2 separate regions of the Homo sapiens genome follow, and region 1 is linked to region 2. Evidence: read pairs that join two places in POLR2A ChIA-PET (ENCODE). Cell type or tissue: A673. All regions are shown on one strand. Links, peaks and the distances in the headings refer to the core of each region. The heading gives the core; the rest is flanking DNA.

Evidence for each region. Peaks named below come from ENCODE experiments on the same cell type or tissue, not always from the same donor. Only the 100,000 strongest peaks of a DNase experiment are listed, where the experiment ranks them.
Region 1: POLR2A ChIA-PET joins it to region 2 with 5 read pairs; 2 of 35 experiments call an interaction of 5 or more read pairs at or near these places.

What each region holds. Positions count from the first base shown.
Region 1 is chr5:139,177,577-139,185,426 of GRCh38, forward strand. All of the region lies in intron 1 of SIL1 (SIL1 nucleotide exchange factor), which reads right to left. Among named protein-coding and RNA genes, the nearest start is that of SIL1, 17 kb to the right of the region's middle. In A673, for the core only: no CTCF peak of the experiment used is centred there; a DNase peak (open chromatin) is centred at 3,915; H3K27ac peaks cover 2,636 bases.
Region 2 is chr5:139,589,455-139,597,304 of GRCh38, forward strand. All of the region lies in intron 1 of UBE2D2 (ubiquitin conjugating enzyme E2 D2), which reads left to right. Among named protein-coding and RNA genes, the nearest start is that of UBE2D2, 32 kb to the left of the region's middle. In A673, for the core only: no CTCF peak of the experiment used is centred there; no DNase peak of the experiment used is centred there; H3K27ac peaks cover 348 bases.

The DNA.
Region 1 (7,850 bases), core at 1,568-6,567, 410 kb before region 2:
GGGCCAAGCTCCTAACCACTATGCAGCATGGCCTTCCAGATGAATAAGTGAAAGGAGTAGTGGGCAAGGCCACAGTATCACTAAAGAGTCTGGTCTAGGGTCTATACCCGCCCACCATGCACTTAACACTTGGTCTGGCAGCACGTAACTCTGACCCAGTTTTCTTTATACCACAGGCAACTCCTAAACCTCAGTTTTCCTGGACACACAGTGGGAGGAACAACTCCAGCCCATTTCTGGCCCTCCAGACATTGGTTGCTGCCAAGAGAGAACATGTGCACATCTACATCAACCAGAACTGAATGTTACACAAACCACAGGTGCTGGCTTTGCTAACTTGGCACATCACATCTCTGGGAGTTGCCAGTGTCAGTGGCTTAAGTGGTCTAAGGTGAAGGGGGTAGCCCTTACCCAGTAGTGACAGCCAAGAGAGGGATGGTGACACAGCAGGTTACAAAGGACTCTGTAGCTGTCAGCCGTTAACATGTGACAAGCCTGAAACCTCCAGGCCTTTTTCTGTGCAGATGGAAAGATGCCAAGTGCTGGCACCCTGGGCCACCATGTCTGCTGAGTGGCCAGGTGCCCCAACAACACACTGACTACTGGCACTGAGAGAGCACATGAATCAGGAGGAACAAGGCCACACTAAAGGAGATTAGTCTCAAGATTGCCATTTAGCTGACTGAAGGAAAACAACCTATTACAGTAATGTTCCTTTTCTGATCTTCATTTTCACTCCCTCAACAAAATCCATCCAGTGTCCAAAAGGGTGCTGCTCATTTGCAAATCCAAAACCACCAAAACCACCACCAACTCTCCAAAGGCTTCCCCTGTTCTCCAGGTAAATATGAAATGCCATGCCACAGCTGACAAGGCCTGCCCTCACCAACCCCTCCAACCTCAGCTGGCTCCTCTCACTCTCTGTGCTCCAACCATACTTTCAGTTCCTCATAAAACTCCCCACCCACTGCCTGCTTCCAGAGCCTTTGCAAATCCAGGCCCTCAGCCTGAAATTTTCCTCAACGTCCTGTCACTCTGCTTGGTAAATACTTGTTTGGTCTTCACAATATTTACTCGAACATCACTTCCTCAAAGAAGCCTTCTATGATACCCTCTTAGCCCTAGGACCAAGTCAAATCCCTCTCAGATGTTCTTAACTCTTTCTTTCAATACACTTATTCCAAGTGTAATTTTACTAACTTTGACATATTCATCAGTACACTCTAAGCTGGAACCCTATCTGACACTGTATCTCAGGGCCTAACAGTCTCTGGAATGTAACAGATGTTTTATATACATTTGTTGACTGAAAAAATAAAATTTCAGAGAGAAGGAAAACGAAGCTGTATCCAAATCAAAGAGTTCTACTTAGAGCTGTTCTCCTCCCTACATGACCTTAAGCCAAACAATTCTCTCCCCTTCCCCCTTTCTCTCCCAAATTTCTTACAGAAGTTACTTTCTGTCCTGACATTCTTTAAGCTGGTGGTAGCCATAGTGATAAGCTGGCCTACAGCCAGAAACAGTCTAAAAAGATATCACCTTGTCTGAGTGCTCCAGGCTTCCAAAATAAAAGTTCCCAGCACAGGCCCAGGCAGGCACAAACACAAAAGCCTTTCCCCAGTAAAGACACTGAACCAAACAACCAGGACCCCCTGAAAGAAATGAGTAATCCCCAGGGCAGACAGTGCCCCCCGAGTGACCCACCCAAAGAAAGAAGGGAGGGGAGGCAAGGCTACAGGGGCAGAAGCAGGCATTCTGTGCCCTGATGAGATTTTAAACCCTCTTTTACTCCTTGGATGAAGCAGAGATGTGCCCAAACACTAAATATCAAAGTCGCTCCTGATGAGGCAGCTTCAGAGGAGGTCCACAGATTGTGGCTCAGAAAAGCAATATCAGCAACTAAAGAAGTTCACATAAAGCTCTAATTAAGGCCATTTTCCCTCTACAGAAGCAGGAGGATCTTCTCCTTACCCTTCTCTTATGTAGGGTAGGCAGGTAGGGGGTGGCAGGAAGGGAGGCAGAAGTATTTTTTGAGCACCACTTAGTGCCAGGCATAGTGACAGGTACTTTATAGACAGGGCTATTAATAAAAAACAAATGGGAAATGAATAAGCACATACACAGATAGGTAGCTGATGCTCAGCGAGGTTAAGCAACTTGTCCAACTATTGAATGGTAAGGTCAAGGGTCACACCCACAGCCAGATGTGGTGGCTCATACCTATAATCCCAACACTTCAGAAGGCAGAGGAGGGAGGATCACTTGAAACCAGGAGTTCAAAACCAGCCTGAGCAACACAGCAAGATCCCATCTCTACAAAAAATTAAAAGATTAGCCAGGTGTGGTGGCACATGACTGTAGTCCCACTACTAGGGAGGCTGAGGTGGGAGGATCTCTTGACCTCAGGAAGTCGAGGCTGCAGTGAGCCAAGACTGTGCCACTGCATTCCAGCCAGGGCAACAGAGCAAGACCCTGTCTCTTTAAAAAAAAAAAAAAAAAAAAGTTGGCCAGGCACGGTGGCTCATGCTTGTAATCCCAGCACTTTGGGAGACCGAGGTGGGTGGATCACTTGAGGCCAGGCGTTCGAGACCCAGGAGTTCAAGACCAGCCTGACCAACATGGGGAAACCTCATCTCTACTAAAAACACAAAAAAATTAGCCAGGCATAGTGGTGTGCACCTGTAATCCCAGCTACTTGGGACGCTGAAGCAGGAGAATCACATGAAACCAGGAGGTGAAGATTGCAGTGAGCCGAGATCACGCCATTGCAATCCAGCCTGGGCAACAAGAGCAAAACTCCATCTCAAAAAAAAAAAAAAAAAAAAAAAAATCATACCCAGCTTTGCCTGAATCAGACTTTTTTCTCCTACCCCAATGCTGCCTTTGTGGGTCATCTATTAGCCCCACTCTGCTCCTCACCCCTTTACCACCACCTTCCTAACCAGAATTGGGAATGTAGCTCCTGGTAAGCTCTCTGGCAAAGAAAAGTCTGTCTTCCATGAGCACAACCCACCACAATTGATACATACAAAACTGAGATGCACCACCACTTCCTAGGTTTGGAGCACAGTTTGTTGTAGGGAGCAAAATTCATCATCTGCAACTATGGGCATGAGGCTGGATTTTCTGAAAACCCAAAATGAGACCACAGTGATGAAGTCTCTGCATTTCCCAGAACCCACAGCTCTGGGCACTAGTATGGTATTCCTGCAGTGTAGCATGCCTTAAACCAAAGGATGGTGTGCTCCATCACACCATCAGAAAGACAGTACCTGCAGGGTAGACAATCCCAGCTGAAGTCTCCATAGCTCCTCTAGCTAGGCAGAGAGGGTAGCAACTCCATACCTGAGTCACCTGCCTCTACACAGCATCTTCTGCAAGGTTAAGCAGCCATTCATTGTGCTGTAGTTCAAGGTTAACCCTTCCCCCTGCACTCATTTCAGGATCTGCCTCTTATCAAAACCTATGCCAGCTGATTATTATAATGATAACTATTATGCCATTATAATAACATTATTGTGCTTTTTTTCTGCACTTGACATCTGTTGGCTGATAGGTTTAAACAGTACATAAGCAATAATTATGCAGTGCTCTCTCCTTTCCAACCAAGCCTCTAGTGTGACTCTTAATGTTACATCCAACTGCAATAAATGCCCAGCCCGAGCAGCAGTGGGAAACATGGCTCATCTGGGTTCACCCACCATGCCTCTAGTCACAGTGCCAGAAACAGAGGCTCAACTAGGTCCCTAATTGTTAACATGCTCCCCTGCTCTCCCAGGGATTTGGGGGAAATACTACCCAGCAAGCAATTTATTGTTGAAAACCCCCGCAGGGCTGGAGGAGTTATATACAAGTCTCAGTACTGCAGAGGGACAAGCAGTACCAAATCACAACAGCACACACCATCACAAGAGAAGAAGCACAGGAAAATGCATTCCTCCACTGGGAGTTCTCAAACAAATGATTTCCAGAGAGTCATTCTGCCTGGTTCCCCACACACAGTTCTTGGCAATTGCTGGTAAAATTGGCAGAAGGGAGAGGAGGGGTAGGACTATCTCCAGGCTTCTATTTTGAAGTTGAGAAATCACTAAACTGGCTGCTCAGCCTTCTTTATAGGACCCGCCAGAGTCCAGGATAGAGTCTGGAGGCCAAAGCAGAGAAGTCCCACCTCCTGTCAGCCAAAGCCCTTGCATCTACCTTTCACACTGTTGATGACAATCAAGGTAGAAAAAAGATGTGAGATTCTTTAACTGCAGACTATCAATATGCCTGAATTACACATTAGCCCTATTAAAGTAAAGGCAACCCATAGCAAGGCTTCACTAAAAAATGATGTTAAAACAAACCTCGCCAGGGGACCAGGGCTGGCCTGTTTTGTTTTCTACACTGTAATACACAGTTTTTGTTTTTTTGGTTTTTTTTAAGGCAGAGAAGGGGGTGGAAGGTTATTTGAATTTAAACGAGCAGTAAACACTATAATCTGTGTGCAAGGAGAAAAGGAACATTCAGAAGTGCCAAGTGCAGCCTCTTGGGACATGTGTGGCCAGGGCAGTAGTAGCCCGGGGGGCTTTCTCCTTCAGCCTCAACACGCTGCTCTCATTGCTTGGGAGCAGGCAAGCCAGCAGGCAAGGTCCACGCAGCACAAAAAGGCACTGTTCCCTAGGTCTAAGGAGAAGATTGCCCTCTCAGAAGGAAATTAATATGACGCAACACGGAATGAGCAGGGCGAGTCATCCACAGAAGTCACCTATCTAAGGAGGGGGTTTGAAGAGGTGTTACTCAAGGCATGGACCACATCTGTCTCATTCATCACTGTATTTCCAGGGCTAAGCAGGTCCTGGCACACAATGGGTACTCAGCAAATAATGGTGGACTGAATGGTAACCAGAAAGAACCCTTAGGTTGGAAGCCACTGACAAGAGCTAGAATCTAACTGTTCCTATTGTAACCTGTGGTAACAAAAGAGCCGTGGACGGCAAAGAATATATAAAGGGAGCCAAGAGAATAAAAATGAGTCTATCTCCAGTACCTGGTGCCTTAATAGACTGACAAGTGTATTCTGGTCAGATTACAATATAGCCCTAGAAGGACAAAGTGGGAAGGAGAAAAGGGGAAGAGGGAAGAGTGAGAAACAAGTGAGACAAAACATTTATTGAGTGCTTACCATGTATATATCTGAAAAACCCAGGGGGTTTCACAGCTGAGGACACAGGAGCAGGGGGGTTGAGTAGCTCCTCTGAAGTCTCACAGCTGTTACATGGTTTAAATCTGGGTGTATCTGATGCTATGACCCAAAAGCTTGCCACCATAATTTGCCTTGGTTTCCTCCAGAGGGGAGCTGGCTTCCCAGCTAATCTCTCCTACAGAGGAGAGATGCTCTTACATGTCCACATAAATCAACTTAGTCGTCATGTTTATTGGAGTTAGTTAACTGGAACTGTGACTTGATGGTCTCTTATGAATTTCACATGCCTGAGGCAGGCCCCCAGGAACTGAAACCTGGATGAACTAACTAAGTTTACAGGCCTGCAAAGCTGCACACCAGTAAGGTCCTAAGTCATCAGCTTTCTAGGGCAAACCTCTCTGGCCCGGCACAGGTCAGGTCTGGGTAAGGAAAGAACCTAAGCATGACCTCTACATGCCCCCAAGTTCTCCTCAGAAATTACAAAGAAGCCTTCCCTACTCCATGCTATGTCAGCCATACACAGAATTCTATTTGAAGGCTTTAAATTCTGATTTAAGTAGGACTAACAGAAGTAAAAAGCCAAGGATTTCTGCATGGTCCTTAGAAGCAAATGAGCCTTCCCTCCATGTCCATGGTGCTCCTGCCTCCCCGGAGTTTCCAGAGACCTTCCACACCCATGATGTCAGGTGCAGCAGAGTAGAAAGGGCAAGGTGATTTTCCATATTCTATTCAGAAGAGACCAGAGGTGAGAATCAGCCAGTGCTCCTAATGGAGGTGAATACCCTGGACAAACTCAGAGGCAGCTTAGGTTGTACTAAAAAACATTTTCAAGGTTGTCTGTTTATTGCACCTCCTGTATGAGGGCTTTCATCAGTTAAAATGGGTTTTTTCAAAGCACAGGGAAGCGGATGATTCACCCAGGTGCACAACAGCTGCTGGGAAGACCTGTGGGAAGAGGCCACCCGGCAAAGGCAGGCTGTGTATGGTAAGAAGGGTCTCCAAGGAATGCCCTACATGCCAAGCCACATGCTGTCAGGATATTAATCCAAACCCATCTTGCACACTTTACAATGTTTACTCTCTCTGGGATGTGGAGCATTAAATTATATCCAAGGACTACACAAGTCCTTCCAATTCTATTCCACACTCACTTCTTTGCTAAAAAGATTTGTAACCTGGAAACAAAGCCCTCTGCCTAATAGCAGCAATAACTCTCCGCAAAGAATAGGAAGCCAGACTGTCAGTTCAAACTCTCCTAAAAGGTATTGCCCCATTGAAGCTTTAGTTTAGGTTTCTCCAAAAAGTGGAGAAACCTACTACTGATCCCCTTTTTCCAGAGAGGACAGGCCTGTGTAACTAAGCATCCTGAAAGGAGGGTTCAAACCAAAAGAGGAAAGAGGAATCACCACCACTCCATTCCTGCCCTAACTGCAATGGTCCTGGAAATGGTAAAGAATTCCAAAGAGGACTGCCTCATTGCTACAAGAACTAAGAACAAGGTACATTAATAGGAGACAAAGCTACCTGGATTAGTCACAGCCCTACTCTGGCTAGCAGTATGACCCTAAATGGGTCATTTAGACTCTCCGAGCCTCAATATTTTACCACCATAAAATGGGGGTGTTGTGTGGCCAGGCACAGTGGCTCATTCTTATAATCCCAGCACTTTGGGAGGTCAAGGTGGAAGGATCGCTTGAGGCCAGGAGTTCAAGACCAGCCTCGGAAACATAGCAAAACCCCATCTCTACAAAAAAATTTTAAAAAATTAGCCAGGCATGGTGGCACATGCCTATAGTCCCAGCTCAGGAGGCTGAGGTGGGAGGATATCTTGAGCCCAAGATTTTGAGGTTGCAGTGAGCTACGATCACACCACTGTTACTCCAGCCTGGGTGTGAGTGAGATGTTGTCTCTAAAAAAACTACAACTAAAAAATAAATAAATGGGGATGTCATAAGAATCAGACTGAAAACAGTAAAATTTGAAAACAGTAAAATATTGCACATACTTTACACCTGATTGTTATTCCAAAGACCCCTGCATGAGAAACCCTAGGACATTTCTAGGGAGCAGAGAGGCCAAGCTGTCACATCTGAGAGGCAGTCTACAGCGACTGGGTCCAGTTGTTTACAGAGAAATCCATATGTCAGGAATAAAGTGAGGACAGAGTAAAATTTGAAGAGAAGACCACACATGGGTCTGCTCAGCTACATTTAAAAAATAACAATACAGCAGGTCTCCAAATAACATTGCTTCGATCAACATTATTTCCTTATAACACCGACGAGAAAAAAATAATTGTTTCCCAGCCAGGGCCACTGCTTGTGTGGAGTCTGCTTATTCTCCCCATGTCTGTGTGGGTTTTCTCCAAGTCCTCAGTCACCTTCCACATCCCGAAGACGTGCCTGTTAGGTTCACTGTTGCGTGTAAGGGGTCCAGTCTGCATGAGTGTCAGGGTGTGTGAGTGTACCTTGAAATGGGATGGCATCCTGTCCAAGGCTGGTTCCTGCCTGGTGCCCTGAGCTGCCGGGATGGGCTCTGGCCACCCAAGACCCTGAACTAATAGGGTAGTAATTATCTCACTTGTTTTTGTTAATCCTTCTTAAAGGAATGTATAGCTCACATTTATCTCAGTTTTTAATATTAGAAGTGTTTTGGTCTTTATTTA
Region 2 (7,850 bases), core at 1,417-6,416:
GAGGCTGAGGTGGGAGAATTGCTTAAACCTGGGAGGTGGAGGTTGCAGTGAGCCGAGATCCTCCAGCCTGTGCGACAGTGAGACCCTGTCTCAAAAAAATAGCCAAAAAACAACAGTTGCATACAGTGTTTGTTTTGATGGAAACAATTATTGAAATGAAGGCTGTCTAGAGTTTTTAAAATACACTTAGAAAGTAGTGATTTATTTAGAAGAAAATGGCTTTAATAGTTGAAACATCTCAATAAATAGCAAAATTAAATAGCAAATCATTTGTTGTATGAAACATTAACTATAGGGTTGACAAGGAAATTATAATTTAAAGTGGGGGTTGGTACTTTGTTTTTTTTTGAGACGGAGTCTTGCTCCGTCGCCCAGGCTGGAGTGCAGTGGCGCAATCTTGGCTCACTGCAAACTCCGCCTCCTGGGTTCACACCATTCTCCTGCCTCAGCCTCCCGAGTAGCTGGGACTACAGGTGCCCGCCACCACACCCGGCTAATTTTTTGTGTTTTTAGTAGAGACGGGGTTTCACTGTGTTAGTCAGGATGGTCTTGATCTCCTGACCTTGTGGTCCGTCCTCCTTGGCCTCCCAAAGTGCTGGGATTACAGGCGTGAGCCATTGCACCTGGCCAGGGGTTGGTACTTTCTAGTTAAAATGTTTACCTAATACTCGTGTATAAAAATATTTACCAAATCGTTGTGATAGTGAAAAATAGGAAATAAAGGATCTGTTGTGGTTTAGACATAGAGTAGCAGAATAAACAGTAGTAGAAAAAGGAACAAGCCAGCCTGGCCAACATGATGAAACCCCGTCTCTACTAACAATACAAAAAATAGCTGGGCGTGGTGGTGGATGCCTGTAATCCCAGCTACCTGGGAGGCGGCTGCAGGAGAATCGCTTGAACCCAGGAGGCGGAGGTTGCAGTGAGCTGAGATCACACCACTGCACTTCAGCCTGGGCAATAGAGCAAGACTCTGTCTCAAAAAAAATAAAAAAAAAAAAAAGAAAGAAAAAGGAACAAACTAGATCTACCTTTGTATCTTTGTGGAAAAATATCTCAATATTTTGAGGGAAAGCAAAGTACAGAAGAGTACATGCCATGTAACGCTATCTAAATAAAAGTTTAAAAACATGTAAACAGTACTGTCTTGTTTATGGACTCTTAGAAAAAAGTATAAAAGAATGCATGGGAATGATAAACACTGTATATTTAGGGTATTAATCAGTTCTGGGAGGGTACACAGGGGACGTAGATCCTAAGATAGTATGGCGATGTTAAGACTGGGCCAAGCTGGGTTGTAAGTTCATGGTGGGTATTTTCTCTTCTTCTTTTTTTTTTTTTTTTTTTTTTTTTTTTTTGAGATGTAGTCTTGCTCTGTCGCCCAGGCTGGAGTGCAGTGGCGCGATCTTGGCTCATTGCAATGTCCGCCTCCCGGGTTCCAGTGATTCTTCTGCCTCAGCCTCCTGAATAGCTGGGATTATAGGCATGTGCCACCATGCCCAGCTAATTATGCATTTTTAGTAGAGAGGGGGGCGTTTCTCCATGCTGGTCAGGCTGGTCTCGAACTCCTGACCTCAGGTGATCCGCCTGCCTCAACATCCCAAAGTGCTGGGATTACAGGTGTGAGCCACTGTGCCCAACCTATGGTGGGTATTTTCTTTTTCTCTCTCTCTTTTTTTTTTTTAAGACGGAGTTTCGCTGTTGTTGCCCAGGCTGGAGTGCATGGTGCAATCTCGGCTCACCATAACCTGCACTTCCTGGGTTCAAGCAATTCTCCTGCCTCAGCCTCCCAAGTAGCTGGTATTACAGGCATGCACCACCACGCCCAGCTAACTTTGTGTTTTTAGTAGAGACAGGGTTTCTCCATGCTGGTCAGGCTGGTCTCAAGCTCCCGACCTCAGGTGATCCACCCACCTCAGCCTCCCAAAGTGCTGGGATTACAGGCATGAGCCACCGCACCTGACCCATGGTGGGTATTTTCTATACTTTTAGTTGCTTTGAATCTTTTTAGAGGGAATACACAGTTTAATCTCAGATAAGCTTACCATGTCTGCTTATAGTTAGTTCAGGGAGAGATTGATATTGATACATGTTTCCATCGGTTTGTCTGTCTTTATACTAGAAGGCAACAATATTAAGAGAGAAATAGAAAATGAGAAAATGAGAGTGCTAAGGGATTAAGTCTATCAGCTGCAGATGATTTGATTTGTCAAATTATGTCTTTCAAACTCATGTAAGTTAATGAGTTACTAATATTTCCTGAGTTTTAAAAACTCATAATTTTAAAATATGTAAGCAGTTGTTTTTAAATATTAGCTTAAGTGTTATGCTGGGAACATAAGCAAGTAGTAAAAATTAAATTGTTTCTGTTGCAACCCTAGTTAAGATAGGAGTGAGGCAGGGAGAATGCAGGTACTATAGTAATGACAGACTGCTCCCCTTCAATCTGTCTTGAAAACCTGGGGCCGGGCGCGGTGGCTCATGCCTGTAATTCCAGCACTTTGGGAGGCCGAGGCGGGCGGATCCCTTGAGGTCAGGAGTTCTCAAGACCGGCCTGGACAACGTGGTGAAACGCCATCTCTACTAAAAGTACAAAAATTAGCCGGGCCTGGTGGCGGGCGCCTGTAATCCCAGCTACTCGGGAGGCTGAGGCAGGAGAATTGCTTGAACTTGGGAAAGACAGGTTGCAGTGAACCAAGATTGCTCCACTGCAGTCTAGCCTGGGCGACAAAGCAAGACTCTGTCTTACAAAAAAAGAAAAAGGAAAAAAATGAAAACCTGGAACACACCTTGGCCTTCTAAGTCTCATCTCTTTTTCCAGTTTGTGCCATTTTGCCCTTTGCCCTCCCGTGCTTTCCCCTCAAATCTTCTTGGTAGTGAGTTTTCTAGTATCACCTTTTATCTCTGATGCTTTTTAACTCATCAGACATAAAAGTAATGAGCTCTGGTGTGCATTATAATTCCTTGAGGCCTTGTTAGAACAGTTTGGCTCCACCTCAGAGTTTCTGACCTGGTAGTTGTGGGGTAGAGCCTGTGAATTTGCATTTCTAATAAGCTTCCTTGTGATGGTGATCCTGCTGTGTCAGTATCTCAGTTTTGAGAACTACTGGTTTAACTGTTGTTTCTTTGCAGTTCAGTAATCTTTTTTTTTTTTTTTTTTTTTTGAGAGATGGAGTCTTGCTCTGTTGCCCAGATTGGAGTGCAGTGGCACGACCTCGGCTCACTGCAACCTCTGCCTCCTGGGTTTAAGCGATTCTCCTGCCTCAGCCTCCCGAGTAGCTGGGACTACAGGCACGTGCCACGATGCCCGGCTAATTTTTTGTATTTTTAGTAGAGATGGCGTTTCACTGTGTTAGCCAGGATGGGTCTCGATCTCCTGACCTCGTGATCTACCCACCTTGGCCTCCCAAAGTGCTGGGATTACAGGCATGAGCCACCACGCTTGGCTGCATTTCAGTAATCTTAAAAGAGTTTCAGTAATCTTAAAAGAGGTTCAGCTTAATTTCCCAAATTAACATGATTCTCAGACATTTCTTTTTTCCTTTTTTTTTTTTTTTTTGAGGCAGAGTCTCGCTCTGTTACCCAGGCTGGAGTGCAGTGGTGTGATCTCGGCTCACTGCAACCTCCGCCTCCCGGGTTCAAGTATTTCTCCTCCCTCAGCCTCCTGAGTAGCTGGGACTACAGGCAAGCGCCACCACGCCCAGCTAACTTTTATATTTTTAGTAGAGACAGGGTTTCACCACGTTGGGCAGGCTGGTCTCTATCTCTTGACCTTGTGATCCGTCCACCTCGGCCTCCCAAAGTGCTGGGATTATAGGCATGAGCCACTGCACCTGGCCGATTCTCAGACATTTCTAACTTGTACATTTCTAATATTTTAGATCCAGATTTAAAGAACCATGGTACAGCAGAACACTCAAGTCCTTACCCTTGGGTTAGATACTTTGTATTTTGTTTTCTTATAAAATTGGGAATAGGTCTAAATGATCTCTTATGACCCTGAAATTTTATATATACATACATATTTTAATATATGTTTTAATATGTAAAATATGTAACAATGTATACATTGTTATATATACATTGTTATATATAACACACAAATAGGTATTGATGTATGTAATAAACACATATGTAACATGTAACATTAAAAGATATATTAAAATATGTACTTTTTTTTAGAGATGGGGTCTCACTTTGTTACCTAGGCTGGGGTATAGTGGCACGATCCACTGCAGCCTTGAACTCCTGGGCTCAAGCAATCCTCCTACCTCAGCCTCCCAGGTAGCTAGGACTACAGGCTCTCTCCACCATGCTGGGCTAATTAAAAAAAATTTTTTTTGTGGAGATAGAGTCTTACTGTGTTGACCAGGCTGGTCTGGAGCTCCTGGCCTCAAGCCATCCTCCCACCTTAGCCTCCCAAAGTGTGGAGATTACAGACATGAGCCACCGTGCCTAGCCCTGAAATTACAATGCTATGAATCATAATCTTTGTTTAAATATTTTCATAGTGTGATTTTAACCACCAAAGAGCCTCGATTTGTATAGCAATATTCAGACTACTAAAACTTGACTTTAGAGCCATTTTTCTACAAAGTTAATTATAACCTCTCTCAGTTTCCCATCTTGTTCCTTTCACCTTACACCATAGGGTGAGGACCAACAGGGTAAACAAATCTTTCCCATGCTATTTTTATTTTGTTTCATAATTGTTATGATTGGGGAAGGAGGGTGGTTTAAAAATAGCTTGTAAAGAAGCGTTAATTTTTACCAACTAATAGCTTAAGTTGCCTACTCAAGGATATAGTGAAAGGGAAATCTGCACATCCCTTGAAGGATGCCTTCCCCTCAAGGAATTTAGAGGGTTTCTTTTTGCTATAGTGTTGTGATATATATATATGTCTTAGGCTTTCAAAGTTTCAGTGTTCTACTTTAATTATCTGTTTTTTTTCTTTTTTTCCTTAAAAAATTTTGTTTTTTTGAGACACAGTCTCTATTGCCCAGGCTGGAGTGCAGTGGCATGATCTCTGCTCACTGTGGCCTCTGCCTCACGGGTTCTAGCGATTCTCCTGCCTCAGCCTCCTGGGTAGCTGGAATTAGAGGCACACACCACCACACCCGACTAATTTTTGTATTTTTAGTACAGTCCAGGTTTCACCATGTTGGCCAGGCTGGTCTTGAACTGCTGACCTCAGGTGATCCACCCACCTCGACCTCCCAAAGTGCTGGGATTACAGGTGTGAGCCACCGCACCCGGTCAATAATCTTTTTATAAATTGAGAATGTTCTACTTTAACTGTCAAAGTTCCTTACCCCATCACTTTTTTCTAAACATAATTATATATACATTCCTGCCTCAGTATCCATGAAAGGTTGGTCCCAGGTCCTTCCATGGATACCAAAATCTACAGATGCTCAAGTCCCTGATATAAAATGGCATAGTATTTGCGTATAACCTGTACACATCTTCCTGTATACTTTAAGTCATCTCTAGATTACTTATAAAACCTAATACAGTGTAAGTGCTCTGTAAATAGTTGTTATGCTGTGGTGTTTAGGGAATAATGACCAAAGAAGTCTGCACATGTTCAGTACAGACATCATTTTTTCCCCAGTGTATTTGACCCACAATTGGTGGAACTCATAGACACAGAGGGCTGGCTGTACTTTATTTCCCTATTGTTCTTTCTCATAAAATAGAAAGTTGAAATTAATGTATACGTTTAAAGCCAACTGTTAAAACACAGCCTTATATATTTGGGTATTATTTTTTTCTGCCCACATGTTCCGACTAGATCGATGCCTTTATTAAATTTTAAGATTCAACTTCAGTTTTCATCATGATGTAGAGATATCAGTTTTATAGATTGTATGTTTATTTGCCATAATTGGGTTTTCACTATTTAGATTACACCCCAAATGACAGTTTTTTTTTTTCCTTGAGTCGGAGTCTCGCTCTTGTTACCCAAGCTGGAGTGCAGTAGCACGATGTTGTCTCACTACAACCTCTGCCTCCTGGGTTCAAGCGATTCTCCTGCCTCAGGCTCCTGAGTAGCTGGGATTATAGGAGCCCCCACCACGCCTGGCTAATTTTTGTACTTTTAGTAAAGATGGGGTTTCGCCATGTTGGCCAGGCTGGTCTCGAACTCCTGACCTCAGGTGAGCCACTGTGCCCAGCCATGATGACAATTTTTAACAGCTATTTTAATCCACACTTACAGTCAGGATAATTCTTGCACAGACCCAGTTGGTTAAAAAAAGAAAAAGAAAATTTTAAAGGGTAATTTATTTTTCAAATGGGCAATATACACACTTTTATAAAATTCAAAATGTGTAAAAGCAATATATATAGTTCTCATTCTCACCCCTAAGCTTTCCTTCCTAAAGGCAATTATTTATTAACTAGTTTCTTGTGGGTTTTTTTTTTGTTTTTTGTTGTTTTTTTTTTTTTTTTTTTGAGACAGAGTCTCACTCTATCACCCAGGCTGGAGTGCAGCGGTGAGATCTGGGCTCACTGCAACCTCCGCCTCCCTCGTTCAGGCAATTCTCCTGCCTCAGCCTCCCGAGTAGCTGGGACTACAGGCGCGCGCCACCATGCCCGGCTAATTTTTGTATTTTTAGTAGAGATGGGGTTTCAGCATGTTGGCCAGGCTGGTCTCGAACTCCTGACCTCATGATCCGCCCACCTCAGCCTCCCAAAGTGCTGGGATTACAGGTATGAGCCCCTGTGCCTGGCGTTTCTTGTGTATTCTTGGGAGATATTTTATGCACATGTAAAGATGGATAGTTACGTGCTTTTTCTTTTTTAAAAAAGATCTGTTTCTGAATCTGAATGTCCTGTGTGTGTGTATGTGTGTGTGACAGAGTCTCGCTCTGTCACCCAGGCTGGAGTGCAGTGTCACAATCTCAGCTCACTGCAACCTCCGCCTCCTGGGTTCAAGCGATTCTCCTGCCTCAGCCTCCCCGGTAAATGGGATTACAGGTGTGCGCCACCACACCCAGCTAATTTTTGTATTTTTTTTAGAGATGGGGTTTCACCATGTTGGTCATGCTGGTCTCGAAGTCCTGACCTTGTGATCCACCCGCCTTGGCCTCCCAAAGTGCTGGGATTACAGGTGTGAGCTACCGTGCCCAGCCCAAATGTACTTTTAAGAATAAAAAACTGGCCAGGCACTGTGGCTCACACCTGTAATTCCAGCACTTTGGGAGGCTGAGGCGGAAGGATCGCTTGAGTCTAGGCATTAGACACCAGCCTGGGAAACATAGTGAGACCTTGTCTCTGCATTAAAATAATAATAATAATAATAATAGGCCAGGTGCGGTGGCTCACTCCTGTAATCCCAGCACTTTGGGAGGCCGAGGTGGGCAGATCACGAGGTCAGGAGATCGAGACCATCCTGCTAACACGGTGAAACCCCATCTCTTCTAAAAATACAAAAAAAATTAGCCCGGCGTGGTGGTGGGCACCTGTAGTCCCAGCTGCTCAGGAGGCTGAGGCAGGAGAATGGCGTGAACCCGGGAGGCGGAGCTTGCAGTGAGCCAAGATCGTGCCACTGCATCCAGCCTGAGCAACAGAGCAAGACTCCATCTAAAAAAAAAATTACATTAAAAAAAATAATAAACAACTTTGAGATAGGGTATTACAGTAACATTTAGTGTACAATTTGAGTTTTGACAAATATAGTTGTCCAATCTCTACCAAAATAATGATTTTGAACATTTCTATCACTCCTCAAATTTTCTTCATGTCTCTTTTATAGTTATTCCCCCCTCCAACTCCCTCCAGCCACTGGAACCATGGATCTGCTTTCTGTCACTATAGTTTTGCCTGTTCTAGAATGTCATATAAA